Linked DNA regions of Homo sapiens: all the other regions are linked to region 3. Evidence: chromatin contacts called from ENCODE Hi-C data. All regions are on one chromosome and are shown on one strand. Each heading gives the region's core, a stretch centred on a gene start or an enhancer-like site at or near the end of the contact. The rest is flanking DNA. Distances are from core to core; before and after follow the strand shown. Region 1 holds the start of CD83 (CD83 molecule). Region 2 holds the start of MCUR1 (mitochondrial calcium uniporter regulator 1). Region 3 holds the start of KDM1B (lysine demethylase 1B). Region 4 holds the start of SIRT5 (sirtuin 5). Region 5 holds the start of RANBP9 (RAN binding protein 9). Region 6 holds the start of TBC1D7 (TBC1 domain family member 7).

The links. A loop is a pair of places that touch in the nucleus more often than their neighbours do. Pooled maps may share reads with other maps.
Region 1: a loop to region 3 is called in a map of CD4-positive, alpha-beta T cell, with 8 times the contacts of the local background. The contact joins the promoter of CD83 here to the promoter of KDM1B in region 3. A Hi-C loop is called at or near these places in 3 of 168 maps with a recorded cell type or tissue (CD4-positive, alpha-beta T cell, CD8-positive, alpha-beta T cell and naive thymus-derived CD4-positive, alpha-beta T cell) and 9 of 50 pooled maps.
Region 2: a map of CD8-positive, alpha-beta T cell shows a loop between it and region 3 (17-fold over the local background). The contact joins the promoter of MCUR1 here to the promoter of KDM1B in region 3. A Hi-C loop is called at or near these places in 1 of 168 maps with a recorded cell type or tissue (CD8-positive, alpha-beta T cell), 2 of 37 single-sample maps with no recorded cell type and 11 of 50 pooled maps.
Region 4: a loop to region 3 is called in a pooled map, with 9 times the contacts of the local background. The contact joins the promoter of SIRT5 here to the promoter of KDM1B in region 3. A Hi-C loop is called at or near these places in 6 of 50 pooled maps.
Region 5: a loop to region 3 is called in a map of CD8-positive, alpha-beta T cell, with 28 times the contacts of the local background. The contact joins the promoter of RANBP9 here to the promoter of KDM1B in region 3. A Hi-C loop is called at or near these places in 1 of 168 maps with a recorded cell type or tissue (CD8-positive, alpha-beta T cell), 1 of 37 single-sample maps with no recorded cell type and 8 of 50 pooled maps.
Region 6: a loop to region 3 is called in a pooled map, with 5 times the contacts of the local background. The contact joins the promoter of TBC1D7 here to the promoter of KDM1B in region 3. A Hi-C loop is called at or near these places in 5 of 50 pooled maps.

Annotation. Positions count from the first base shown.
Region 1 is chr6:14,116,522-14,121,126 of GRCh38, reverse strand. It overlaps CD83 (CD83 molecule), which reads right to left and starts at 3,355. Exons shown (of 5, transcript NM_004233.4): 1 at 3,279-3,355; 2 at 3,062-3,177. The coding sequence starts at 3,315. RefSeq lists cis regulatory regions at 2,058-2,558, 2,026-2,852, 2,423-2,923, 3,089-3,744, 2,928-3,744 and 1 more and silencers at 3,488-3,607, 3,735-4,029.
Region 2 is chr6:13,812,021-13,816,750 of GRCh38, reverse strand. It overlaps MCUR1 (mitochondrial calcium uniporter regulator 1), which reads left to right and starts at 2,194. Exons shown (of 9, transcript NM_001031713.4): 1 at 2,194-2,736. The coding sequence starts at 2,322. It overlaps LOC107986571 (a long non-coding RNA gene), which reads right to left and starts at 2,941. Exons shown (of 2, transcript XR_001743986.3): 1 at 2,662-2,941. RefSeq lists an enhancer at 1,727-1,826 and silencers at 1,987-2,256, 2,337-3,006.
Region 3 is chr6:18,152,752-18,157,167 of GRCh38, reverse strand. It overlaps KDM1B (lysine demethylase 1B), which reads right to left and starts at 1,746. Exons shown (of 22, transcript NM_001364614.2): 1 at 1,597-1,746; 2 at 1,242-1,285. It overlaps TPMT (thiopurine S-methyltransferase), which reads left to right and starts at 2,091. Exons shown (of 9, transcript NM_000367.5): 1 at 2,091-2,135. RefSeq lists an enhancer at 806-1,045 and a silencer at 1,486-2,045.
Region 4 is chr6:13,572,277-13,576,885 of GRCh38, reverse strand. SIRT5 (sirtuin 5) reads right to left here and starts at 2,285. Exons shown (of 10, transcript NM_012241.5): 1 at 2,142-2,285. LOC105374937 (a long non-coding RNA gene) reads left to right here and starts at 2,452. Exons shown (of 2, transcript XR_926497.4): 1 at 2,452-2,921; 2 at 3,665-4,609. RefSeq lists enhancers at 1,348-1,933, 1,523-2,002, 1,934-2,520 and a silencer at 2,213-2,732.
Region 5 is chr6:13,709,281-13,713,889 of GRCh38, reverse strand. RANBP9 (RAN binding protein 9) reads left to right here and starts at 2,055. Exons shown (of 14, transcript NM_005493.3): 1 at 2,055-2,955. The coding sequence starts at 2,385. It overlaps LOC124901264 (a long non-coding RNA gene), which reads left to right and starts at 1,136. Exons shown (of 2, transcript XR_007059462.1): 1 at 1,136-1,207; 2 at 1,349-1,538. RefSeq lists silencers at 1,551-2,320, 2,481-2,600, 2,681-2,730, 2,991-3,110.
Region 6 is chr6:13,325,594-13,330,729 of GRCh38, reverse strand. It overlaps TBC1D7 (TBC1 domain family member 7), which reads left to right and starts at 2,193. Exons shown (of 8, transcript NM_016495.6): 1 at 2,193-2,434; 2 at 3,824-3,943. The coding sequence starts at 3,832. It overlaps TBC1D7-LOC100130357 (TBC1D7-LOC100130357 readthrough), which reads left to right and starts at 2,193. Exons shown (of 9, transcript NM_001318809.2): 1 at 2,193-2,274; 2 at 3,824-3,943. The coding sequence starts at 3,832. It overlaps LOC124901261 (a long non-coding RNA gene), which reads right to left and starts at 2,115. Exons shown (of 2, transcript XR_007059457.1): 1 at 1,832-2,115; 2 at 873-1,005. RefSeq lists an enhancer at 1,848-2,354 and a silencer at 1,988-2,377.

The DNA.
Region 1 (4,605 bases), core at 2,106-4,605, 4.0 Mb after region 3:
CTATTTCTTCTCAATCACCCATTATGCCTTAAAAAGTATAAGGGAGGAAGGGATGAGAAGAGGACCCTTTGTTGGATCCCAGTTAAGAGGACATGGTCCATAGAAGAGAAGAGCTGGGCCAACAGGAATTGGGATATCTCTGTCCACTTTTGGCTTCACCTTTAGCCTCTTGCACATGTGTCTATTAAGTCCCCTCTAGCCCATCTCACTGCATCTTTGAAACAGAGAGAACAGAATGAACACTCTTCCTTCCCAACCCTAATGTTGCAAACAGATTGGATGCTGTCTGTTTTGAGTTTTCTGGTCAAAGGCATATGATAAAAAACACATGGTTTACATGGGTCCTTTTGTTAATTACAAGTATCAGTGCCAAATGGACAAAGGCAAGATGCTACATGGTGCCGGAGGATTGAGTGGTGAATAGAATTTTAAATTGTGAGTCATTATAACCATACTTATGATATGCAGACAGCCTGCAGAATGTGCTTCAATCTGGTGGATGGTGAAAACCCACTGCAAGGGACTCTGCTTTCCTTGCCCAGTATGAAGCCCCCTCCTAAGCTGGCAAAACAGGTTTTACAAAGCCAGGGTAGTGATGATGAAGTGAGTAGGATGGGATAAGCTGGTTCTGGTTACCAAAATGAAATTCCTCCCTTTGTGGCTACCCCTCCACTTTGATGAAACATTTTACAAGAAACTTATAGAAAAATGACCAGATGCTTAACATTCTGTAAAATGAAGTATTTTGGCATTTCACCACTGGCCTTGTCTCCAGAACACTCTATCCATTTTTGTTGTATAAGCATAATCAATGAAAAAGTATAATTATTGGGCTGGAAAATAATAAGTATCTACAGAACATGCTGAGAGCTGTTTTAAAAAAAATGCTTAAAGGAACAATATATGTCACTTTCGAGGCACCTGATTCGTTTATTGGTATAGCATAACTCTCCTACCCACGAATCTCAATCACCATTTACTTCTCAAAAAATAACTACGGTATGACTTTTCATTGGCACTATTCCATGGATCAACAGGAAAAAAAGAACGCCTAGAGACTGCTGTCCCTTTTTTTCTTGACAGAGCTTTCAAAGACCTTGGGGGTAAATCTCGCAAGAATTCTGTCCAATAAACAAGCTCATGCGTTACCGAGTTACGTCACCAGCTGACATCCAAGGAGAAGTCCAAGGTTAATTGCTATGGTTTAGTGGACCATTCCAAATGACCCTGTGCAAGAAGCTTTCACTCCAGAACTGTTTGAACTTCACAGCCTGAAATTTCATCTACTTGTTTCATGAGTACTTTTTAATTACTCCCCTGGGGGTATTAATAATGTTTTCTTTATTAAATAGTTACTCTCTGGAAGGGATAGTGGTTTCATGTTTTTCCCCGTTCTTTGAGATAACTAAGTCCCTGCCTGGTTAGCCCAGGGGCACTTTGATTTTCTTTATCTTAAGTTATTAAGGGAGAAAACAGAGATCAAGATAGACCTCTAACAACTCAGGATTTGGAATCAGACTGCTTCGTTCAAATCCCAACTCCACCATTTAGCTAGCTGTGCAAAAGTGGACAAGTTATTTCCCTCCCTAAGGCTCAGTTTCCTCACCTGTAAAGTAGGAATAGTAACAGTACTAATCCCTAAGTCCATTCTTCCGATGGATGGAAATGGATAATGTATGTAAATATTTACCTTGGAGCTTGGCACGTGGTGAGCATTCAAAAATTGTTTTTACAATATTTTTAAAAATACTATTGTTTTGACTATGAGAACAATTTCGGAATTGTTGTGTTCTCTGATCCCACAGTAAGTAAGGTACCAATGAAGTAGGAATATTTAACACCTTACTTTTATACACAATACAATGCTCTGAGGCAGCAGCACCATCCCCGTCATGCATAACTCATGAAGTGCTGGGCTGAATTCACAGAGCACCTTTGCAATTTATAGGGCAAAAATTAGGTGCCGTGAAGAATACACAGAAGTATGGATACAGCCACTGCCCCCCAGGGAACTGACCATCCAGTTAGGAGACACACACACAAAGAGATCACCGCAATGATGCCTTGTACTGTTAAGTGGCCAAAGACGTACAGTTTCTTATAGTATCTTTTATGGTGGGCAGAAGAACGCCCTGCATTTTGGGGAAAGCTACAAGTGCAGAGATTTGCCCCCGTGGTAAGACAGCAAATCAGTGAGAGCTACAGAGTAAGGTTGTAATATCATATTCATTTGGGTTAAAATGGAGGTGCTGTGGTAGCAGTGGCCTGACTTAAAGAAGGACCAGTGATATCAAACAGTAGCTGCTTGGCTTTGGAATGACACCATCATTGCCATCTTAGAATCTGAGAATGTTTCAGTCAAGAGGAAACCTTGAAAAAGCCTCCTTGTCACTCAGTCCACTTACAGTAGGAGCAGCAAGGCCTGTTCTTACACATGCGGGCTCCGGCTCATGCATCCACCTGATGCTCTCAAGGCTGCCAGAGGAAGGAGGAGGAGGGCTAGGGGAGGAAGCCAAGGGTATCCCACAAAGGAGATGACCACTGATAACTACCATGGATGAAATGGCCTAAGTCACTTCTGTGTCTTAGCCTTTCCTTTCAAATTGCCCCCTCCCCCTCCCATGTATCATGGGCATCACAGTCACAAAACACAAGAAATCAGAAGTCTGGAGACATTCCCCCTGTCCAATGCCCAAATCTAGGTCCCTGTTGCTTTCTTCCTGACCTGCTGGCCCACAACCACAGGTGGCCTCCAGAATTAATCCAAATGAGAGTCTCTGCCCTTCCAAAACATCTTAAGTGGATCATTCATCTCAGGCCACCTTCAGTGACAGGAAGGGGATTGAGGTCTGCGGAGAGCAAAACCTAATTCGGCCCTGTACCTGGATGCGGATGGGGTGGGGGAGGCGCGACGGGAGGCTGGGTACTCCAAGTTCAGCTGCGGGAGACGCCCCTCGCCCCCACCTGGCAGCCACAGAGGGTCGCCAGCCTAGGGGAGATGGTTCCTGCTGTCTTCAAATGAGCCCACCAAACCCCAGCCCGTGGGTATCGCAGCACCTACCTTGACCCAGGAGACCGTGTAGGGAACCTGCGGATCCCAGGGGGCGGTGCAGGGCAAGTCCACATCTTCGGAGCAAGCCACCTTCACCTCCGGCGTCGCGGGAGCCAGGCTGTAGGCTACAAGAAAGAGAGAGCGCGTCGTGAGCAAGCGACCGACGGGAGGGGGTGTCGTGGAGGGGCGGGGGGCGACAGGCGAGACAGGCGCTCGCGAGCCCTACCGCAGCTCAGGAGCAGAAGCTGGAGGCCGCGCGACATGGCTGGAGCGCTGCGCCGCTGCCACGAGCTGCAGAGCTGTGGCGCGCGGGCGCCGGCTGCCCTTTTATGCCCGCGCGTTCGGGAACTTCCCTGCGCGCCAGCCCGGGGGATTCCCCGGCGGGCAGCGGAAGCGGGTGGCGCGCCCTCCTAGTCCCGCTTAGGCCGGGGCGCCCCCGTCCCCGCCCCCTTCGCCCCCGTCCCCGCCCCCGTCCCCGCCCCCGTCGCACCCGCCGCCCTCGCCGCGTGCGCGTCCCCGCCCCCGCGCGCCCGGGCCGGGCGCCCCGAGTTCGCGTCGCTGCTGCGGCTGGCAGCGGCGACAGCAATCCCCGCGTGACGCCCAGCGCTGGGGGCTTTGCAGACCGCGCTCGCGCGCGTGACGCTGCCGTTGACCCGCAAAAGGAAGCCGGGAACCGGGCCATCCGAGCGGGATCTGCCCATTTTACGGAGGCCAAACCAGATTCCGAGAGGGTGGGCAACTTCCTCAGAAGCCCAGCCTGTCCTTGGGAACGCACTGGTGAACCCAAGTCCTCACTCTTCTCCAGAATCTGTGATAATCAAAGGCGCGTTAGATTTCCATGGAAACATACAAGTCTGTAGTACTTGGCTCCCTGCCTTCCCCGGGAGGTTATCAGTCAGTACCGTCCTGTTTAAATTATATCACCAAAGGAGAGTGTCTCCTATTAAAATAATAATTACACGCATACACAACATTTTTGGAAAAGAAAATTCTAGAAGACAATGAAATCACCTGTAATTCATCCAGGAAGTAACTTCAGTTAACATTTTTTTATATTATAAAATGTTTATAACATAACATAACGTAAAATATTTATAACATTTGTCAGTGCACAGATTGGTATTTTTAATGGTTTATTCTTCCTGCTATCTTGTAACCTACTTTCTTTTAGCTTAATAATTTGCAAGCGGTTCCACATCATTAAAAACTTCCAACAGCATCATTTTGGTCCATTGTTCAGTTGCACCATAAATTAGAATCGATTAGTGTTAGACATACAGGTTGTTTCTTTTTGTATTACTAATATTAGAAACAATACTGTGATTGCTATGGGAAACTTCAGTGTAGATAAATCTTTGCTCTAAAATTGCTTATTTTCTTAGAATAAATACCTCAAGGAAATTGTGCTAGGTGAAGGGGAGTTTCCAATTTTGTCAAATATTGCCAAAAAATTACCTGCAAGGAGGTGTCTTCAATCTATATTCCCATCTGCAAAGAGAGTGCCTGTTTGCCAACACAAACTGTTATCCAACCTTTCTATCTTTGTCCATCCA
Region 2 (4,730 bases), core at 945-3,444, 4.3 Mb after region 3:
CTCATCTATTGCTAAGAGTGTGAAAGGGTGCAGTCGCTTTGGAAAAACAATTCAGCAGTGTCTAAAGTTAAGCTACCATATGATTCAGCAATTTGACCCAGATACTTTCCCCAACAGGGATAAAAATTATGTCCACACAAGGTCTTATACAAGAATGTTCATAACGCCCTATGCATAATAGCCAAAAACTATAAGCAAAGCAAATGGCCATTAATAGAATGGATGACCGCTTGTGGTATGGTCATACAATGGAATACTATTCAACAATTAAAAGCAACTAATTACTGATACAACAGCATGGATGAATCTCATTGATATTGAAGTCAGACGCAAAGCAGAAGAAAGACACAAGGCAATGCATATTGTAGGTCTCCATTTACATGAAGTTCAAAAAAAGACAAAACTAATCTATGGTCATTGAAATTTGAAAATAGTTGGCCGGGCGCGGTGGCTCACGCCTGTAATCCTAGCACGTTGGGAGGCCGAGGCGGGCAGATCACAAGGTGAGGAGTTCGAGACCAGCTTGGCCAATATGGTGAAACCCCGTCTCTACTAAAAATACAAAAATTAGCCAGGCGTGGTGGCAGACACCTGTAATCCCAGCTACTCAGGAGGCTGAGGCAGGAGAATTGCTTGAACCCGGGAGGCAGAGGACACAGTGAGCTGAGACTGCACCACTGCACTCCAGCCTGGGTGACAGAGCAAGACTCCGTCTCAAAAAAAAAAAGAGAAAATAGTTGCCTTGGGGTGGTGGTGGATTGTCTGGAAAACTGGCACAAAATAACTTTCTGGAGCAATGAAAATGTTCTAGATCTTGACTGGGTGGTATATACAACTGCTAAATGTCATCAAGTTGCTAAATGACATTTATCAACTGCTAAATGTCACCTAAGTCTGTGGAATTTACTGTATGCAAATTATACCTCAATTTTTAAAAATTACAAAGGACTAACATTAAAGTTTGTGCCACAGTTTAATCGTTCCTCTAATGTTGTGCACTATTTTCCCATTTTTTCACAATCACAAATTATGATACAATGACTATCTTTTGTGCATATGTGAAATTACCAATATTAAGCATTTTGACCCATAAAAATGACAAGTTTGTATAGTCAAACCTAGTAGATATTTAATATTTTGGATTATTCCCATTATCCCCATTTTTAGTTAGGTGACTTGAGAAAAGTTTACAAATTTTTGTTGATACTCATTGCTAAACTGCTTTTTCTACCAATTTTATAAATGTATACTCCTTTTACAAAAGTGTCTTAGGTTGGTGCAAAAGTAATTGCGGTTTTTGCCATTACTTGCAATGGCAAAAGCCGCAACTACTTTTGCACCAACCTATGACTTGAATCCTGTTTTTCAGTTCTTCAAATTTTGATAGACACTTATCTTGCACATCCATATGCACGCTCCTCTCTTCCCAGCACTTTGTACATCTCTCATGGCTCATAACACATTCTTCCATCACGTATGTGTACACATATGGCTGTATAGGAAAACAGCTTCTGGAGGATAAGAACAATTTGTTTTGCGGTTTTTTATTTTTAATAAAATCTCCTAGCTTGGTGCCTTATGCATTTCATTTATTTATTCAACTAACATCTTCCAAATTCACATAAGGGACCAGTTATCTGTGAATGGTGTAACAGGCCTTCAAAAAGTCCACGAAACTAAACATTACCAGTTTCAAATATACCCGACAGGTCTCATTTTAACATTCATGCCCCACGTTTTAAGTTCCCAGATTGCTACCTTCCCATGTTTTTGGTGCTCTAATCTGGAAACAAAAACTCTGAAAATTTAGTTTTGAATGTATTATGTGAGGGCCTTTCCCTGGGCCCTGCTAATAATTCCTTAAAATGCTCCCCAGAACCACATGTTTGGGGACTTAGGATAATCAGTGAAATCTAGGGCAGCCTGTCGGTCTGAGACTTTTCACAGGACTCTGAAGGGCACCGGGGTAATTCCTTTTTAAGGACAGCAGTGCAGTGAAAATGCAAATCGTGACAGCAACAAGCTCCTTCCAGTTCCGGAGTGCCCGCAGGCTCCTCCCGGTCGCCGCCGTCGCCTAGCGAATGGGGTGGGGGCTCGCACGGTCCCCGCATCTCGGAGCGCCACGGCGGGCTCCTGCCGCCCCGCCCCACCCCACCCCCGGCGCGCGTCCCGAGCCCCGCCCGCGCGCCCGGCAGGAAAGGGCGGTCCTGCGCTGTGGCCCACGCTCGCTCCCGCTGTCGGACTCTGGGCCTGGACCGCGCGTGGCCGGCGCCAAAAGCGAGAGGCATGAGCGCGCGCCCGGGCCAGTGAACTGCTCGGGGATGGACTGCGGCTCGGTCGGCGGCCAGAGGACCCAGCGCCTGCCCGGCCGCCAGCGGCTTCTCTTCTTGCCCGTGGGCCTCAGCGGAAGACCGGGCGGCAGCGAAACCTCAGCACGCCGCTGCCTCTCTGCGCTCTCCGACGGTCTGGGGGCGCTGCGCCCTCGCGCCCCGGCGGCCCGCGGCGGCGTGTCACGTGCCTCACCGCTGCTCCTCCTCCTGCTAGTGCCCTCCCCGCGCTTGGCCGCCGCAGCCCCGCGCCGGCAGCTCGGGGACTGGGAGCGCTCGCGCCTCGGGTATGCCGCACCCCCGGCCGGGCGCAGCAGCGCGTGGAGGTGCTCACCGGGCGTCGCCGCTGCCGCCGGCGCCCTTCCCCAGTACCACGGCCCGGCGCCTGCACTCGTTTCCTGCAGGAGAGGTGAGGCCCGGGCGGGAGAGGAGAGGGGGCTCGTCTCGCGGGGTTGGACGGCGGGGCGGGGATCTCAGCTACAGCCTCCCCGAGGAAAGGCCCGGCAGGCCGGAGGGCGGGTCCTCCAAGGCCACCGGCATCTGCCCGGAGCGTGGGTCGAAGGTCCGGGCCCGCCCTGCTCGGCCGCGGTGGCGGGGCTTAGCCCAGAAGAGACGAATTCCTGGGAATCCCGGGCGCTAAAGTTGGAGGGAGGTGCGTGCTGGGGCGGGGAGTTGGTGCCCGCCCACTCCTAGGGTCTGCTTTTGGGCGCCGCCTTCCAGGAGTTCTGTTTGGCAGCGCCCAGCCTGTTGGGCGTTCAAGGGGAAGGGGTGTGTATGTTTGAGCAGCAAAGCTCTGGGAAATGAAGGGATTGCTTTACAGTTTGATTTCAAATTCTGATGGAATCATTAATTCGTGGAGTCCTAGCGTCTGCCCTGTCCCTGGCGCTTTTCTAGATGTGTGAGATATATCAGTCCACAAAATCTTCCCTCTGGAGCTTAATTCTAGCAGAGCAGACGCAGTAAATATGTGTGTGTGGATATACGTATGCATAATTGATGTATATATAATTTATATATACAAATAATTTTTATATATTCGTAATTCGATGCCTGGTATAGAAAAATAGGATAAGGCTTGGGAAGTGGAATGGGTCTCCAGTTGTGAATTTAAATAGGGTGATCAGAATCGATTTCATTGAGAAGGTAGCATTTAATTAGAGTCATGCATCTCTTCAGGACAGTCGCCTACTGAGAAATGAGTCATTAGGCGACTTCTTCCTTGTGTGAATATTGTAGAGTGTGCTTACACAAACCTGGATGCTACAGCCTACTACACACCTAGACTATCAGGTAGAGGCTAGTGCTCCTAGGCTACAAACCTGAACAGCATGTTACCGTACTGAATACTAGAGGCAATCTGAACACAATGGTATTTGCGCATCTAAATGTAGAAAAGGTAGAGTAAAAATATGTATTATAGTCTCATAGACCACTGTCGTGTGTGCCCCTCTGTCCTGGGCTGAAAGGTAGTTGTGGGGCTCATGACTATTTAAAGGAGGTGAGAGAGATCACTGCCCTGGAGATGAGGAAAGTAAATAGAATCAATTTATTAGATAGCATATTGTTGATTAAAGAAAAAAATCATTTCTGATAATCAACAGACTTGGCAAAATTATCACTTTGGGCAGTCTATACATATTCATTAGTAGCCATCACTAACTACACATTTTTCATATTTTCTTCAACAGATAGGCCCACTAAATGTTGACCATATCTATAATTTAAGAATATCATTGGCTGGGGTAAAAACTGATTAGTAGAGCAATAAAGTGAAGGAAACTTTATATACAGAGAGTGGGGAATGAGTAGTGAACTCGGTGTCACTGTCCTTCAGTAATTAGGAGTCGGAGATGAGTTTGGTCTTTATTCTGTATTTTGCCTTTTGTTGCGCTTTTTCTGACAAGCTAGTAATTTCCAATTTGTTTTTCTCTCAATGCAAGAGTATAGGGCAAAAAGAGAGTGTTCTTTCTCACGGATTTGCTGACCAATCGGTAAGGTGGTACTGTTGTTTTAGTGTCAGCTATCTCATTCTTCAGTCATCATAAAAAATGAGTATGGATGCATAAAAACAGAAGAGAGCAGAGACACAGTTAAGGAAGCATGTATGCCCATTAACCAGCCAATGAGCGTTTCCCAACCATTTGTTTGCTTGGTGCCTGAGGTTCTCGGTTGAGCTACTTAAGGATGTCATGAGTAGGAAGTTTGTATTTGGTTTCCTCATCCTGTCCAAGGCTACCTTTGGGCCTCTATTGTAATTGTGGGTTTTTAATATTCTCTTGATATGCTGAAGGTCCCCAGAAAGGGGAATTGCATGTTACACGTTGACACAGCTCAGTTGGCTCGCTTCCTTATGATCAGTGAGGAGTCTGGGAGTTGGCGGTGTCCTCAGGTACTGCCCTTTGA
Region 3 (4,416 bases), core at 497-2,996:
CTTCCTTCTTGATTTTTCAAATTAATAAACACACCTAAATATAACCAATTGGTTTCATGCTCAACATTATACATATATTTCTAATTTTTAATTCAAGCATTTAAAATTTGGCTTTGGTTTTCTTTTAATGTGATAAAAAAGTGGGATTTTTTGGTAAATATATAAGTGGATATATCAATATGTAGATTTCATTATAATAATCCCTAGGTTTTTCTGAAGCAGCTTATTCAAAAAGATTTTTTCTTTTTTTTGAGACGGAGTCTTCCTCCGTGGCTCAGGCTGGAGTACAGTGGTGCGATCTCGGCTCACTACAACATCCACCTCCTGGGTTCAAGCGATTCTTCTGCCTCAGCCTCCCGAGTAGCTGGGATTACAGGTGTGTGCCACCACGTCCGGCTAATTTTTGTATTTTTAGTAGAGACCAGGTTTCACCACCTTGGCCAGGCTGGTCTTGAAGTACTCCTGACCTCAAGTGATCGCCCACCTCGGCCTCCCAATATTGAATAATTCAATATTGAATTATTCAATATTCAACATGCAGTTCAATGATTCAATATTAAATCCCCAATTGCCTAGATATCTTTTGTTGATTCTCCCAGCAAGGCAAATAATTATTGATGGTAATTTTCTCATGTACCTCCTGAAGAAGCCTTCTCTCCCACTCGCCTTTCTGCCACTAAAATAGATTTAAAAACACAAAACAAAACTGGTCAAAGCCTTGAGTTATGTGTGTATACGTGGTGTGGGGGATTCCCCAACTGGAGTGGACTGGGGAGTCCTGCAGGCTTACCCAAGGGAAGACTGGACTTCTATGTGGCTGGTTTCCACATCACTGAACCCCAACTTTCTACAGCTGGGTCGGCCTCTTCCTTCCTCTTTCACCTGTCAGCTGCCCGGCCGTTGACTAACAGCTACCCTAATCGGGCCACCCCTCCTCCAGGTCTCCAATCCCAGAGGAGTTACCCCAGCAACCTGGCAATGCTCATCAAGTCTCAACGCGTGGTGGCTGTGCCAGAGAATTACTACAACACCTGCAAGGCTGTGCGGGCTCCTGGCCGCACCCTATCGGCCGGGAAGAACAAGCGAGGGAGTTCCTACTCCAGGACCGTGGGGTTCTCCCGCGGCTCTGACAGTCCCCAGGAGGGAGCCCCAAACTCCCGGTGCCAGCTGCAGCCGCCTCGCTTTCCGAGAAGCTTTCGGAAGCTTTTCGAAGTCGGAGAAGCAACTGCCCCGGGGCTCACCTTTGCGCTGAAGAGGTGCCGGGAGTCTCGGGGAAAAGGCACCGCTGTACAGAAAGGAAACATTGTAGGGGGGTTAGCCGACCGGCAACATCGCGACGAACCCGGCGACCCCACGCCCCAACACCCTAGCCCGGGAATTCCCCCTTCTTCAGACAGATACCCACCCCGCACCCTCTTTTAATCCGGGGCAGGAGGTATCCGTCCCTGGGGCACCCGCCCACCTCCCACCACGGCGAGGGGCGCTGCACAGGGGGAAAGGGAGGGCTTGCACCCCAACCAAGCTGCTTTGTGCAACGCTGTCACCCGAAATCCGCCACGGCCCCCACGCACGCCCCCGGAGTGGGGAGCCTCCCACCTCTGAGCGCCAGCGAGGCGGTGCGCGCCGCCCTGGACTGCGGGCGCCTCTCCGGAGCCGCGCGCCGCGCGCACAGGACGGCTGCAGCCGCGCCGCGAGCCCCAGCCTCTTCTCGGCCGCCGCCGCCGCCGCCGCTTCCGCCCCTGTCACGGCGTGACCCGGGGTGGGAGGAGCCGACAGGACTAGGGATGGGTAGGGTCCCCGCCTTCGCTTTAGCCGCAGCGCTCGCTCCGCCCTGCCCATTTCCGCCGCTGCGCAAACCCCGGCGCTTGGGGAAGTGGGTGGAGTCTGTGCAACGAGGTACGGGGCGGGAGTGGAGACGGGGCGCCGGGAGAGGGGGCGGGAACTGAGGCGGGGCGCGGGAAAGAGGCGGGGCGCGGGAAAGAGGCGGGGCGCGGGCGGAGGCGGGGCGCGGGCGGAGGCGGGGCGCGGGCGGAGGCGGGGCGCGGAGAAGTGGCGGAGGTGGAAGCGGAGGCGTACCCGCCCCTGGGGACGTCATTGGTGGCGGAGGCAATGGCCGGCAACCAGCTGTAAGCGAGGTAGGCTCACTCGGGCGCGGAGGGTGCGGGTGAGAAAGGGAACGATTTGCTAGGAGTGTATGCGCCCGTGCTAGGGCTCCCAGGAATTCTTACAAGCGTAGACAGCCTAGCAATCAGCCCTGTGAAGTGGGGTTCAGGGCAGAAGCGGAAACTGGGAATAACGAGGTCGGACAGTAAATGACCTGAATCCAATGTCCAGGATTTAAAGTGCTTCCAAAGCACTGGTGTGTTTTAATTATTTTTTTTTCTTTTTTCTTTTAGAGACAGGGTCTCCCTCTGTCGCCCATGCTAGCGTGCAGTGGCACAATCATAGCTCACTGTAACCTGGAACTCCTGGGCTCAAGTGATCTTCCCGCCCCAGCCTCCTCGGTAACTGGGACTACAGGCTCGCTGCACCACGCTTGGCTAATTTTTCAAATTTTTTTTTATAGAAACGGACTCTCGGTTTTTTCCCCAGCCTGGTGTATTAGTGATTTTTGGGAAAAAATAAGTACTGCCAAATAGTGAGTGATCCCTGGTGATGTGGGAAACTGGGGTGCTGTAAATATTCTGTCTTGCTCTGCGGTGGTTACACAGGTGTATGTATATGTAAAAAATTCACCGAGTCATACTCTTTTAAGATGTGTGCACCTTAGGAAAGTTTCTTCTCAATTTTATGAAATTTAAAAACAAAACTATAGCAGAAGCTTTTGAAAAGGTGAGAATGGAGACTAGAACAACTTGAGGACTTTGTTTGTGGGCAGAAATTTTTGTGAAATTTCCCTTCCTTAATTCTTGTAATGTGCACTTTTTTTGTATTATAGAAATAAACTTTATTTCTCTAGAAATGATGTATACAAGTGGAGTCCATGCTGAGAAACTGTTAGAACAGCTAAGACGTTGAGCCCAGGAGTTTGAGACCAGCCTGGGTAACATAGCAAGACCCTGTCTCTACAAAATATTTAAAAATTAGCCAGGCATGGTGGTGCACCCTTATAGTCCCAGGTACTCAGGAGGTTGAAGTGAGAGGATCGCTTGAGCCCCAGTGTTGGAGACGGAAGTGTCATTACACCACTGCACTCCAGCCTGGGGGATAGAGAGAGACCCTGTCTCAAAAACAAACAACTAAGACATGATTAAGTTATGTGCATGATTTTGTTAGACAGTTCAAGTTTGTGTGAAAGGAATAGAGTTGTGCTACTCCAGGCTGCTGTGGAACTCTGATAAAGATTATGCTTCTCTTTTAAGTAGAGAACTGCTTTATGAAGCCTTGAATTTAGGTTCCAGAGTTTCTGAATGAAAATGAGAAAACTGCAACATTCTTTTGCTTTTCTGTACCCAATATAAATCAGATACTTTCTACTGACCTCTCAGAAAACTCAGAGTCACCTCCTGATACCATCAGGGTCTTGCAGAAGCCATTTGTCAACAAATATTTGCTAAGAAGTGAATTCATGTTCCCAGGTAATGAGAGAAATGCCTCCTCCCTATATCCTAAGCATACTGAGGCCAAATTTGGCAACAAAAGGGGAAATTTGCCTGAAATACATGCTTTTATGCAATGTTTGCTATTTCACAGATTAATCATTAAATTAGAACCACCAATAATAGCATGCTAGTATAATCCAAACTAGTTTCACTAATGATTTAAAGGGAATGTTAGAATAATGGTGTTATATTGTCCTTAATATTGCAGAGTTGACATTGAAAGGAAAGGCATTTTCCTCATACATTCAGATGGATCTGCAGTTATGGTCTGTCAGCTGAAGAATGAGAAGTTCATAATTTAGAAAGGAGAACTCTTTCTCATGAATGGTTTCAGACTGTAGAGCAGCCATTCTGACTGGCTGAGAAGTGTAGCCGCAGGCCAGAAGCCAGAAACTGACACTTCCAGGGAGGGGCAAAGGGAACAGGAATTTATGCTGAGGAAGGTGGCCAAATATACATATTCAGTAAGCTGTAGGATGACTCATGAATATTTATGAAAGGAGGAAAGTACCCATGAGTAATTGAGCTTCATGGGTACCATGCACAAAAAATGGCGGTGTTACCACAATCACAGGATGGAGTTTTTGGCCCTCTTATATCAAAAGGTGAAGCAGAGGACAGAAAAACCCTTACTGTGCATTCTCAGTAGACTGGCCAGAACCATTCTGTGGTCTGTGATCTCTTATCAGGCACAAAAGGAGGGGCAGCATCAGGGGGTTGGTTGATATCAGTGGTAGAATCTTTTGAAAGGGCTGGTTTCCCTTAAGTCCTTATAGAACAAAGCCTAATTGTGGTTAGCAAGAGAGGAGGTATA
Region 4 (4,609 bases), core at 1,036-3,535, 4.6 Mb after region 3:
CAGGAAAACTGAATATCCACATGCTGGATAACAAAATTGAGTCCTTATCTCACACCATATACAAAAATCAACTCAAAATAGATTAAAGTCTCAAACATAACACCTGAAACTGTAAAACTAATAGAAGATAACATAGGTGAAAACTCCATATTAGTCTGGGCAATGATTTCTTGGATAGGACCCCAAAAGCAACAAAAGCAAAAATAGACACATGGGATTGCATCAAACTAAAAAGCCTCTGCACAGCAAAGAAAATAATTAACAGAGTAAAGAGACAACCCACAGACTGGGAGAAAATATTTGCAAACCATGCATCTGATAAGGGGCTCTTATCTAAAATATATAAGAAACTCAAAAAACTCAACAGCAAAACAAAACAAAACGAATAACCCGGTTAAAAAATGGACAAAGAACCTGAACAGGTATTCCTCAAAAGAAGACATATGAATGGTCAACAAATACATGAAAAACGCTCAACTTTGCTAACCACCAGGGAAATGCAAATTAAATCACACTGAGCTACCACCTCACGCTTGTTAGAATGGCTATTATAAAAAAGATCAAAGACAACAAGTTTTGTCCAGAATGTGGAGAAAAGGGAACCCTGGTACACTGTTGGTGGAATGTAAATTAGTACAGCCATTTTGGAAAACAGTATGGAGGCTCCTCAAAATCTAAAAATAGAATTACCACATGACCCAGAAATCCTACTTCTGGGTATATATACAAAGGAATTGAAATCAGTATGTTGAAGAGATAGCTGCATTCCTGTGTTGTTTTCAGCATTATTCACAATAACCAAGATATAGAAGCAACTAAGTATCCATCAACTGAGGACCGGATAAAGAAAATGTGGCACATATATACAATGGAATACTATACAGTCTTAAAACAGAAGGCAATTCTGTCATTTGCAACAACATGGATGAACCTGGAGGACATGAGGCCAAGTAAAATAAGCCAGGCACAGAAGGACAAACAGCACATGATCTTACTTATATACTTGGGGTCTAAAAAAGTTGAACTCATAGAAGCAGAGTAGAATGATGGTTACCAGGGGCCTGGCAGAGGGCTGATGTGGAAGGGAGGGATGTTGGTCAAAGGATACAAAGTTTTAGTTAGGTAAGAGGAGTAAGTTTTAGTGATCTACTGCACAGCATGGTGACCATAGTTGATGATGTATTGTATATTTCCAGGAGAGTAGATTTTCACCACAAAAAATAAGTAGGTGAGGTGATGGATATGTCAATTAGCTTGATTTAATCTTTCTACAATGTATACATATATCAAAACATTACACTGTACGCTATAAATATATAAATTTGTCAATAAAAATAATTATATAAATATATATTTATATAAAACAAAATACATGCTAAGGATAATGCAATGAACTGCAAAAAGTTGTACAGGCTCCCAATAAATAATTTTTGAACGCCTAAGAGCTAAATAAATGCAATACATCACTCCCAGGTGTCTCCACTAGGGGGCCCCATTCCCTCCCGTTCCATCACCTGCTTTCCTCAAGGTCGTCTCCACCCTCCTATTTGTTGATACCCGGCCTCTGACCCAGTTCATCACTTTCCCGGGCTTCCGGGCGCCACCCTCTTCAGGTTTTCCTCCTACCCCTCCAGCCCTGCCCCTCTGGATCTCCCATCCTCCCAGCGCGCCAGACTGCATGCGGCCTCCCCGCCCTGTGTCCAAGAGGCAGCTTCCACTCCACGCGGGCAAGCCTGAGCTCCAGAGCCGTCCTCAAGCCGCCTCCCCCCGAAGCACTGGGACTTCATCCTCCCGGCTACTACTCGTGCCCAGGGACTAGGCCCTGAGCCTTCCCTTCTCGCACGCCCCATAGCCAAGCTGCTCAGCAGAACCTGACGGCTCCACCTTCAAACTACGTCCGGAATCCGACCCCTCTCCACGCCCACTGCCTCCACCCCGGCCACCTTCCTCGGTCACCCTGGCAGCTGCAATGACCAGGGTGACCTTTCTGAAAAGGGAGGCTCTGTTCGGAGCCCTCGCGGGGCTCCCCAGCACAGCGGCCTCCCATGCCCACCTGCTCGGGTGGGATTACTTTCCAACCCCGTTTCCATCCCCCTCCCTGGTCTCCAGCCGCAGCGACCCCCACGCAGAGCCCGGAAGACCTTGGGCCCCGCACATGCTGCCGGCCCGCTAAGAGCTCTGGGTACCCCCGGAGCGCCTTCCAGGCTTTCTCCTAGAGGCGCTGTGTCCCGACCGCGCTCCGGACCTGAGCCACGGCTCACCTGGGGCAGCTCGCGCCCCCGAATACAGTCTCCCACGCCCCGCCCCCCGGGGTGCCTCCCTCCCAGCTCTCTGTACCCACCCACCATCCCCCACATCCCTTCCTCCAACCGCTAGCCAGTCACCAGCCCGGGACCGCAGGGCAGAGGCCGGGCCGCGCATGCGCACCGCGGACCGGTGCCACCTCCGCTCGCGAGCCCGCGGCAGGCCCTGGGCGGTGCGCGCAGTCCCGCGAGAGCAGTGCTTGGTCGGGACCTCGAAGCCGGAGCCCGAGCGGGAGAGGCCGCGGAGACCCCGGCCCGGCGCAGGCAGAGACGCACCTGCGGGAGGCGGGCGCGCCGGCTGGAGAGGAGGCCGTGGGGCGGAGCGGCTCAGCGTTCTGCTCGGCTGCAGCGGCCCCTGCCGGAGACCCGGGCGCCGTGGTCTTCTTTATAATTGAAGGATTGTCTCTCTGTTTTTATTTGGGGTGGGGGTGGGGGTGGGGGGCGGCGCAGTGACTTGCTTCGACTTTGTCAGCTTCCAGGGTTCATTCCACTGCCCAAATATGTAGTGAGTTACTACCGGCTTTGCTTCCTCCTTCAGCAAACGGCTGGACCACACAACTTCAGGAGAGAGGATTTTAAATGTTAGGGTCATTTTCCCTAAAACGATTTCAAATGACGGTGAGTTGGTTCCCAGGCTAGGCCACCTAACCTCGAACGCAATGACGAGTGCACTCTGACTGCTGAGCTGAGAGCCTTCCGTGGCTCTGGGACCCAGTGACTCACGTGGCTCCGCATGTCCCCGTTCCCTTAAAATCGGAGTCTTTCCTTTTCTTGGATTCCGGCTTGCCACCAGCACCACTTGGCAGAATGGAATTGCTTGCGGGCATGTCAGTGGACTAGAAAGGGAAGTAAGTGGTCTGAGAACTTGGGGGCCAAAAATGTTACATTAACATTTTTTGCCTACCTAAAATCTCAGCCACTTCCCACAGTTTGGCTGGAAATTCAGCCCATGTTGAGGCCCTTCTCATTCCTGCAGGTGTTACCAGCAACTCAGAGGTTTATGGAGTAACGAAATTGGGGAGGGCCTCACATCCGGCTGCTGTTTTTCCCCCTAACGTGTATGGTGCTTATTCTGAGCCAGACACTTTTAAGAACTGCACATTATTAACCATTTTAAATCGTCCCCACCACCTGATGAAATAGGTACTGTTATCCCCACTTTATGGGTGGGGAAACCGAGGCCCAGGGAGGTCAAGTAACTGCGCAAAGCACAAAACTGTTGAGTAGTAGTGTTACCAGGGCAGTCCTGGAGAAATCGCTCAGAGGGCAAAACTGAGAGCTCATTATTTTCTTAAACAGTAGACAGCTGAAAATGCTCATTGTTTTTTAAACCGTTTTGTTTGTTTGATTTTTTTTCCTAGTCTCTTTATCTATAGGTAACCCAGCTTAAAACAACTGCGGTTGGCCCGGGATCCTCACTGCCCTTTGCCAAGTACCAGAGAAAGATAAGGCCTACTAGGAACCAGAGAAAACCAGAACCAGCCACCCCTTGTTACTTTTAGATCATTAATACATCATTATATGCTCAACTCCCGACCCGTAGAAGAGAATCGCCGCCATTTTCTGATAGTGCATTGTATGAAGAGGCATGTTTATGAAATGCACCTGTGCGTCTAGAGTTCCTCCCGGCATATGCTTGCATACCTCCCCACTCCACATCTAACGCCTTACAATTCCCCAGCTTCCCAAAGCTCTGGAAGAAGGGGGTCTTTAGAGTGAAAGTTTACTCCTTCTCTATTCCTGGCCAGGAATGAAACCCGCTTGCCGTTTTTTCCAGTTGGTGTGCTTTCTTTGCAACTGATACAGACTAGGAAAAGAACGCAATTTACCAGTAACAGTAGAGCTGGGATTTAAATCTAAGTGCTTTGACTTCAAAGACAAGGTTCCAAGCTGCTACACATACCAATTCTCGTTAAAGTGTATTCCATTTCTTTTGTGCTTTCATATTGACCATTGTGTGTTAATCCTTTCAATTGGAAGAAGAGGGAGACAGTGCCAGTTATTGCAAACTTTCACAGTCCACAGGCCCGATATGTAGCCTTCACCACCCACAGGTTCTGCCACTTCTGGGGCATTATATTCCATCAAGATCCAGGCACCCGCCATCCACATACCAGCCCTGGAACTCGTCCCTTCTCCCAGACTTGGAAACGCCACCTCTCCCTGACCAATGTCGAGCCACTTCCTCATCTTGATACATCAGCCACTATCCTTTCCATCTTTCAGGCAACTCCAGCTTAATTTCTCGATGGCCTTGCCCTTCTAAAAGGCCGTTCTCTTTTCCCAGATGACTTTTTCCTATCCCC
Region 5 (4,609 bases), core at 806-3,305, 4.4 Mb after region 3:
CCTTTATGTCTCCTTATAAATATAACCAAGTATGTAGCTTTCCAAAAGGACGTTATCAATGTTCTCTATCTCCTTCTATATGAGAAAGTACTCATTTCACAGCATCCTCCCCCACAACTGAAATCATTAATTTCTTGATGGAGAACCACCAGTCCCCCTTATAAAATGCTTCCAACAAAATGTTAGACAATTCTATTCCTTCAGCTGTTCCTAAGATACGGAAAGTTCTAGATAGTTCCTAAGTGTGCTGACAGAAAAAAAGTACATCTTCAAAAGTGTTTCAAGAAAGTTTAATGACGTCTGGAGCCCATTTATTCTAACATGGCTATCGTACATTTAAATAGAGCTTGGCTTACATTGAACTCATTGTTACTGTAATATAAATGAAAGTGTTAGAACACTGTAAATACAGTGACATCATGTGATTCAAAGTGCAGTGGTTTAAAAAAAGTCATCAAACAACAGGTTAAAATTAATGGATATTTCTATCAAACTACAACAGAGGCCAGGCATGGTGGCTCACGCCTGTAATCCCAGCACTTTGGGAGGCTGAGGCGGGTAGATCACTTGAGGTCGGGAGTTCGAGACCAGCCTGGCCAACATGGTGAAACCCCGTCTCCACTACAAGTACAAAAATTAGCTGGGTGTGAGCACATGCCTGTAGTCCCAGCTACTTGGGAGGCTGAGGCAGGAGAATCGCTTGAACCCGGGAGGCGGAAGTTGTAGTGAGCTGAGACCACACAACTGCACTCCAGCCTGGGCGACAAAACAATAATAATAATAATAATAAAAGTACAACAGAACATCTAGTTGTCTGGGTAACTGAGGGAGAAATTAGGCCGAATGACTCTGTTATTTGTTCTGGCCAGATAATCTTGGCCTTAAATTAAATCACCTTTGGCCTACCTTCTTCAAAACGAAATAATTTTCTCTTCGGCAAAACATTTCTTATTTGACCAAATGATTACCATCATATCTTTGGAAGCAAACAAAATATCAGAATTTACATCACACAATTTACATATGCAAAGCCTGATTTTGCCAGCTAGGGAGGGATAAGCTAAACAAAGGGAAGTGGTGAAAACAAAGTAGTAATGTTATGATGGGTCAGAGAGCAACACTTGGCAAGTTGTGCCAAATTAGTCGACGAAGCATTCTATTGGGAATTGCAAAGTAGGAAGTCCTATTTTTGACTCTGCTGATCTCGGTAAATATTTCCTTGTTTTAAAAATGGGCATAATTTTCTGTTACCTAAGAACCCTGTTATGAAAATTAACGAGTCTATAAAATGTTCTGACGTCTCTAGAAGCCCTTCCTAAACACACACTATAATCTTGTATTCATACAGTGCCTGCTCCTGCTTTTTGAAGATATGCCGGTCTTTATTAATGACATCTTCTACCACTGTTAAGTTCACTGTGAGTCCTCGTAAAATTAATTAATGAAACAGTCACTATTCTAAGTGGGAGACTGCCTTCAGAAGTGGTTTCTACTGCCCATATGGTCAATGCTACGGAATTAAACACTGAAGTACCAAAGGCAATGCGTTCCTCTTTGGAGGGAGGCGGCAAACGGGAACGGGACTGAGGCGAGAGCTAGCAGCACTGCGCGGGGAGCCTGAGCCGCTCCGCACGCCCCGGGCCGACGGGTCCTAGAGCGCCCCGGGGCCTGGGCTCGCGGCGGCCCCAGCGGGGCTCGATTACTCTCGCCTGGACGAGAAGCGGCGCCTCGGCTCCGAGGAGCCCTACGGTGGGGAGGTGGGGCGACGACAACAAAAAGAAGTCAAGTGGGAGGGGATTCGCCGGCGAGGGGGGCGACGGCGGCCGCCAAGGGAGAGGAGGCGGACACCTCCGAAGGGACCTGCGGCGCCGGGAGCCCAGCGATCCTGCCCACGAGCGACTGGCGGGCCCGGGAGGACGCCTCGCGGCGCACAGCCGGGAGCCCCGCGGCCCGCCCCCTCGCACCGCTCGCGCCTCTCTCGCGCCTCCGTCCCGCCCCCTCGCCTAGCGCCGCCCGCGCGCAGCGTCTCGCGCCGGCCCGGCCCGCCCGCCGGGAAACAGCCGCGAGAGCAGCGGCCGCGGCGGCCGCCAGCGCGCCTTCCCCTCCCGCGCTCCCGCGTCGCCCCCGCCCTCGGCGCCTCGTCCCCGGGCCGCGCGCCCGCGCTCCGGCCAACGTTCTCTCCCGGCCTCCCGGGCCCGCCGCCTACTCCCGCGTCTCCGAGCTCCTCAACCGCCGCGGTCTCCCTGGGCGCGCGGCCCGCCGCCTGCTTCCGGGGCGGGCGGACTGGGCGCCTGGTGCCGGCGGCCGCAGCGACAGCGCCCCCGGGAAGCAGAGGAGGAAGGAGAGAAGAGGTGGAGGTGGCCGCAGGCTGAGTCGCGGCCGGGATGTCCGGGCAGCCGCCGCCGCCGCCGCCGCAGCAGCAGCAACAGCAGCAGCAGCTGTCGCCGCCACCGCCGGCGGCCTTGGCCCCAGTCTCCGGAGTCGTCCTGCCGGCGCCCCCGGCCGTCAGCGCCGGCTCTTCTCCGGCCGGCTCGCCCGGCGGCGGTGCGGGCGGCGAAGGCTTAGGGGCCGCGGCGGCCGCCCTGCTCCTCCACCCTCCGCCGCCGCCGCCCCCGGCCACCGCGGCCCCGCCGCCCCCGCCGCCGCCCCCGCCTCCCCCTGCCTCAGCGGCTGCCCCCGCCAGCGGGCCGCCCGCTCCCCCGGGCCTTGCAGCGGGCCCCGGCCCGGCTGGAGGAGCCCCGACCCCAGCTCTGGTGGCGGGCAGCAGCGCCGCGGCCCCCTTCCCTCACGGGGACTCGGCCCTGAACGAGCAGGAGAAGGAGTTGCAGCGGCGGCTGAAGCGTCTCTACCCGGCCGTGGACGAACAAGAGACGCCGCTGCCTCGGTCCTGGAGCCCGAAGGACAAGTTCAGCTACATCGGCCTCTCTCAGAACAACCTGCGGGTGCACTACAAAGGTACTGGGCGTGTGTCCTGCGGTGGGAGTGGGGCACTGACCCGACGTGGCCGGCCGCCGCTGCGCCGCTCTCGACCCGCCCCCGACCCCCGCCCTCGCGGGCTCTGCCCTCGGAGGCCACTCGCCGCCTGTTGTGCTGCTCCGGGTGGGCGCGGGGGTCGCGGTGAAGGGTCCGAGGGTGAGGGGCGAGATTCTTGGAAAAGGAAGGTGAGTAGAATGCCCCAGGGTAGAAAGGAGCTGGTAATCCTAGACCAGGAGCAGGACACCTTGAGGGAATCCGGGATGACAGGACAGAACTGGCTTTCTGATTTCCCTGGGAGATAAATCTTGGGGCTTGGGTAGAGGAATCCATGGACTCGGAGTTGGGTTACATTGTTCTCCAGGTGGTGGGTCAGGCGTTCTCCTCTTACAAGGGGGGAAGAGAGGCACGATTCTGAGGTATGATTTCTAATTAAGAGAGAGCAGGGATACACAGGGGGAGGAGTAATCAAAATTAGGCCAGAGATTGTCTAGGGGGACAAAAGGACAAGGGGCCCAAGTTTGCCATCAATATATTTTAGTAAAAGCAACCGGGAGGGTAAGAGAAGGGAACCCCAGGAACACCCTTTTTCTTAGGGGAGCAGAAACCTACCCCTCCCGATTGGAAGTGCCCTATACAGGTCCTTAGGTGTTGATATCACATGAAGTCTTGTTGAAAACGAAGATGGAACAAAATGCAGCTTAGTATTTTGAAGAAAATTGGCTTATGTTTTGCACTTGCAGTTAAAAACAACAACCTTAGGCTTGTGCTTGCCCCTTTCCTCCCTCACCTACCTCTCCTAGGTTAAAACAAAGCTGGAAGCAAATCAGTTGTATATAAAATTATGAATTGCTATGGGAACTATTGAAATGTAGCCCAATTTAATAGCATGTATCAAGTTTACTTGTGTGGAAGAAAAAAAAATCAACCTAACGTATCAGTCTTGTCTGGAAACAAATCCAGGGTTTTAGGCCCCAAACCTAAAGCAGAAGCTTTTACATTCACGGCAGCCTCACTTTGATTGGCTGTAAAGGGGTCTACTCAGATCCTAGTGACATGTATGTAGAGGAGATAAACAACCTTGTGGTTAAATTCTTAACTTATACGGGACTGAAATTTGAGAAGAAGCTTGATAAGTAAGTTACTATTTAATCAGAAAGGCGAATGGCAATAGAAATCTACCAAATGATTTGGCTGCAAAGAATCACGCACAAAAATAGGCCTTGTTGAACATTCTTTTTATTCTCGCCATACATCCAAAGAAGTACTTCCAAGTGTTATCCTCCTTAATCTAAACGTCTGAACGTTTCATTCACAATATCAAATCTTTGTTTTTTCTCAAGTTAGGACCTTTTGTTAATTTCCTTGTGAAGTATTTCTACTTTTATGTTTTAATTTGTGTGAACGGTGCTATGTTATGAGGTGTTTACTTCTGATCTGGCTGCCAGAAAGCTATTGTTAGATGTGACAGAATTTTATAATTTTAAATTTATGGTTGACAGTAAATAATTTGCTCATAAAGTCAGAGCCAGTGTAGATGAACAAAGAATTCTAGATTTCCTGAGTTCTGCAGTTGTTTGTGGTTGTAGATATTTTACAAGACTGAGCCTCAGTTTCTTCCTCTGAGTGGTGTGTA
Region 6 (5,136 bases), core at 944-3,443, 4.8 Mb after region 3:
GGAGTAATCTTCATACCCAGCTAAATTAGAGTCCAGAGATGAGGGAGAAGAGAAAGCAGTTGGGGCACAAAGTGCCTGCCCAGGAATTATATTGAAAGCCAGCTGCCAAGGTGACCTGCTATAACCTGAAGACCAGTTTCACCCAGTAGCTGCTGAAACGAATTGCTGTAACTCTAAGACTAGTTTTACTTACCACCTTCTCTCACAAATTAGAGCTTGCCTGTTCCTAAAAACTTTGCTTAGGGTCAATGAGCTATCTTTCAAGGTAATACATAACATTTCTCTAATGAAACCTCCAACCATCTCTTTGTTGTTCTGAAGACCACCCCAGTCTGTGTGTATGCCCTGAACTGCAATTCTGTTTTCCCAAATAAAATGATTTAGAGACTCATCTTTGCATTTTTAATTGATCTTGACACAGCCAATTCACATATATCCCTACTGTGCCACATGCCAGGCACCATGCCAAGCACTTTACATACTTTCTCATTTAACCCTTCCCACCTTCTATATAATCACCATTGGTGATGATTTTATTTTATTATTAATATTTTTTGAAATGGAATTTCTCTCGTTGCCCAGGCTGGAGTGCGGCGGCACCATCTCAGCTCACTGCAACCTCTGCCTTCCGGGTTCAAGCGATTCTCCTGCCTCAGCCTCCAGAGTAGCTGGGATTACAGGTGTGTGCCATCACACCCAGCTAATTTTGTATTTTTACTAGAGACAGGGTTTCACCATGTTGGCCAGGCTGGTCTCGAACTCCTGACCTCAGGTGATCCGCCTGCCTCGGCTTCCCAAAGTGTTGGGATCATAGGCATGAGCCACGGCGCCCAGCCAGCACCGATCACTTTTTAACACACTACATCATTGACTTATTTATTTTAGTTTTTATTGGATCTGTCCTCCCACCAGAATGTCAGTTTCACAAGGTTAGGGATCTTTGCTTCGGTAGCTGATGTATCCTGAGTCCATAGAACAGCGCCTGCACACAGTAAGTGCCCAGCCCTGGTGATGATTTTAAAGACAAGAAAAGGCAATTATAAAAGTTAGTGACCGGCCCAAGGTTTAGATGAAGTAAATGGAACTTGTGTAAGGTAACTTGAAGAACTCTGCTTACTCATGTGAACACTACCCAAGGAAGGTTTAGTACCCCAGTACTGAGGAACTAAAGATGGTGGTGGTAAGGGAGTGGGGAGGGGCATCAGTGTTTGAGTTCAACCACCACACGTTTCTTCATTTTTAAGTTCTGTCTAGCCATTATACACACATTTGTCTGCACTATAACTGGACTTCTGCACTGTTGATAGTCCTAAGTTTCCTTCAAAGCTTGGCATCCGTGTGGCTTATTTGGTAGAGATTTGAACTTTCAAAGGGACGATACCCATCATTGGGGATTTCTCTCAAACCCTGGCGGTTTAAAAACCTACTTGGGCACTGCTGCTCAGCCAGCCCGAGGACCAGGGAGGCAAGCACAGAAATAGAAAGCATTTGTAAGTGTTAGTAGCTACTTTAAAGAGTAACTCTGTTCTGTTAGACCTACTAATAACAAATTAGGAGCTTGCATTTAGCACATCTTTTTTTAAAAAAAAAACACGTTCATTTTTCTCCTATGTTATAGTGTTTTACCTGAGAGGCTGAATATACTAAGACAATGGCCAAATCTAATATAAAAATAGACCTCCAATCCACAACCTGCAGCAACCTGCCCAGAAAACCAGTCAGTTACCTACAATAACCAACCCAGGGAGCCTGCCTGCTCTAAATCAGACTTGCACTCCTCTGCCTGCCTTTTTTCTTCTCATTCGGATGGTCTTCATCTATTCCCACATACCTGGGGTGGGGAGGAAATTAGCAAAAGCAAAACCCGGGTCCTGCACGCAGGCAGCTTAAGTACGGCCCTAGGGCTCGGGTCTTCCCTAGGCAAGAACCTCGAGGGCCGGACACGGGAGTGCAACCCAGGCACGCGCCTTCGGATGGCCAGAGTAAATGGTCGCGAGATTTTGCGGGGTAGCAAGGGGCCGGGTGCCCACGGCGGGAGAAACTACACTACTCTGGAGGCGAGCCTAGCCCTTCATCCCGTCGGGTTTCACAAACGAAGCCAGAGCTTCCTGGAGTGAGGGTGGAGCTTCCTGCCCGCGCCCTCTGCGCATGCGCCCGCCCGGCGCCCGCCCGGCGACCTGGAGTTGATGTCACGTCCGGCGGCGGCGGCAGCGGCAGCGGCAGCGGCGCTGAGTTTTGTCTCCCGGGCCGTCTGGGCGCGCGCGGGTGTCCCAGGTACCCCGCCGCCTCCCTCCTTCCCGCAGGACTCGTCCCTCCTGGCCCTGGGCCCCAACGGTGCCCGCCTGCCCGGCGGTCGGTCAGCGCACAGGGCACGGCTTCCTCTGCTTCTCCCGGACCACTTAGTCTCAACCCGGGTGTGTTTGCACTACTAGAGGTGAAGCATCCATCATAGAGAGAATGGGACCTGGGGTCTTGGACCAGGGTGTTTTTACTTTTCCCATCAGGTGGACGCGCATGGGCAGGAGATATTATTTGCAGCATTTCCTCCTAGAGGACGCCTTTGTCATTGTAGTGCAATCTAAGAATGGGTGTCCTTAGACAACAGGGACCGACCAAATCGTCATGCAGCTGTTTGGATGCTTTAAAAAAATAAATCCCCACACTCATTACGCGTTTTATGCTGCTGACTTTTTTATTTTTAAGACATCTGCTCCCGAAAGCTCAGAGCCCTTTAGCATTTCATTTTCTAAACGAATCCTAATCTTTCCTGTGACTGAATCGGTTCAGAGGATATCTTTTCAATAAGGAAGGAAGCCCTCCCCTGCTCACTGGGGACGTCGCAGGGTTTTTAAACCTAAAGATTTACTCTTTTGTGCACAGACGCTGGAAGCATTTGGGTGAGGCAGTGCAGTGCTTTTTGGGAAATGCATCAGATCTTTTCTGTTCTTGAAACGCCAAATCTAACTTGGTCTTTTTTTGGATGAATTACCGCCAGTATTATGAAGGTTACTGTGAAGGAACTTGAGACCACTGAACTTTTTGAGTTCTTGCGGTAGATTTTAAATCGTTTTTCCGTCTTCAACTCTGACTTTGGGATCACTGTCAATTGGCTACATTCTTTACCCTCTTCTAGTTATAATTTAATGCGATTTATTTGTTGTGGGTTTTGAATTTCGATAGCTACACTTAATAGAATTGTGTTTAAAAGAAAGATAAGTGAGGAACTCGTGGCTTTTTACTTTTATATAACTTAATTTTTCATTTTACAAAATGCCCATTTAAAAAAAAGTAGCTAAGCAAAAGAAAGGAAATTAAAATCATCTAGAATCCTACTATCTAAAGATAACCATTGCTAACATTTTGGAATAGAGTGTTAAGTTTTAAAATACATGAAATTTGTAAAAAACAAAAAATGAAATCATAGTGTATACTGTTTGAGTATAATTTGCTTGACGTATCTTGCCTGGCTTCCATTTCACTTATTTTTTTTCTTTGCGCATTTATAATAGCTACAGAATGTTCTATTGTGCTAGGCACTCATAGGTATAGTGGGAAACCTAGTGCATAAACCTTGTGCCATCTATTTTATCAGCTCAGAGAACTTTTAACTTATATCTTGGTTTTTAGCCAAGATGCATAGGTGAGATAGTTGCAGAACTGAGTTAAAGGAAAAATTTAATATTGGGTCCTATGCAAGGGTACATCATATTGAAAAGGTGGAGAACATCATTGAAAATTATTCTAATTCTTGACTCTTTGTTTCTAGACTCACTTTTCCCCTTCGTCTTTCTCTCCCTTTCTGTCTTTCTGTGTCTCCTCCAAGAATGAAATATGACTGAGGACTCTCAGAGAAACTTTCGTTCAGTATATTATGAGAAAGTGGGGTTTCGTGGAGTTGAAGAAAAGAAATCATTAGAAATTCTCCTAAAAGATGACCGTCTGGGTGAGTACTTTTAAAAATTAATCTCATTGGTTCTCAATCACTCCACATGTTCTGAAGTAAATATTTTCTTAAAAGACATCCAGAAGCATTGGTTACTTGCTGTATTTTTTAGTGATGTGGTGAAGCAGAATGGTGTATTTTGAGAAAAGATTTTTCAAATTTATATTTCACTGAGCGTCAGAAGTTTTTGAAAGGTTTCTTAAGAAAGTCAGTAGTATTTTTTTCTTTTATTGAACCCATATGTTTTCATGTATTATCTAGGTAAATTTGCTTCTGGGTAAATTTGCGATAACTCTGGTCATGATTTTCTTTTTTTTTTTTTTTGAGACCAAGTCTGACTCTGTTGCCCAGGCTGTAGTGCAGTGGTGTGATCTTGGCTCACAGCAACCTACACTTCCTGGGTTCAAGTGATTCTCCTGCCTCAGCCTCCCAGGTAGCTGGAATTACAGGCATGTGCCACCATGCCTGGCTATTTTTTGTATTTTTAGTAGAGACAGGATTTCACCATGTTGGCCAGGCTGGTCTCAAATTCCTGACCTCAAGTGATCCACCCACCTCGGCCTCCCAAAGTGCTGGGATTACAGGCAGGAGTCACCATGCCCAGCCCATGATTTTCTTTTATGGAAATACTAAGAGTGCATTGTATATTGACATTTTAGTTTGAGCCAGTCTGAATAAGGTCTGTTGTTGACTAAAGTAAAATAAACTGAACCGTAGTTAAAGATAATACTTTATTTGCATAGAGTACTTTTAAAGTTTCTGAAACATTTCTCACCTTATCTTTGATCTTCAATTGTGCGGTCTTTGCTTTAGTATGTCTGGTATTCTCCTTTGATAAGTAGAGGAATTGAGGGTCAGGGAAGTCACTGTAATTTATTGGAAAATGTAGGGATTTGAAGGCAGACTGTACCACTTAATAGCTATGTTAGTTTGATCAAGTCATTTAACTGCTTTGAACTTCAGTTTCTGCATTTTTAGAACAAGAACTACCTAACAGGCTTGCAGTGTGAATTAAATAAACCCTGTGATTAATAACTACCACTGTTATAGGGAATGTAGTAATATATGCAAAATGCATCTCCAATGCTGTAAAATGCAAATTGTTTTTATTTTTATTATTATTTTTAACACAGAGTCTCACTCTTGCCCAGGCTGCAGTGCAGTGGCACGATCTTGGCTCACTGCAACCTCTG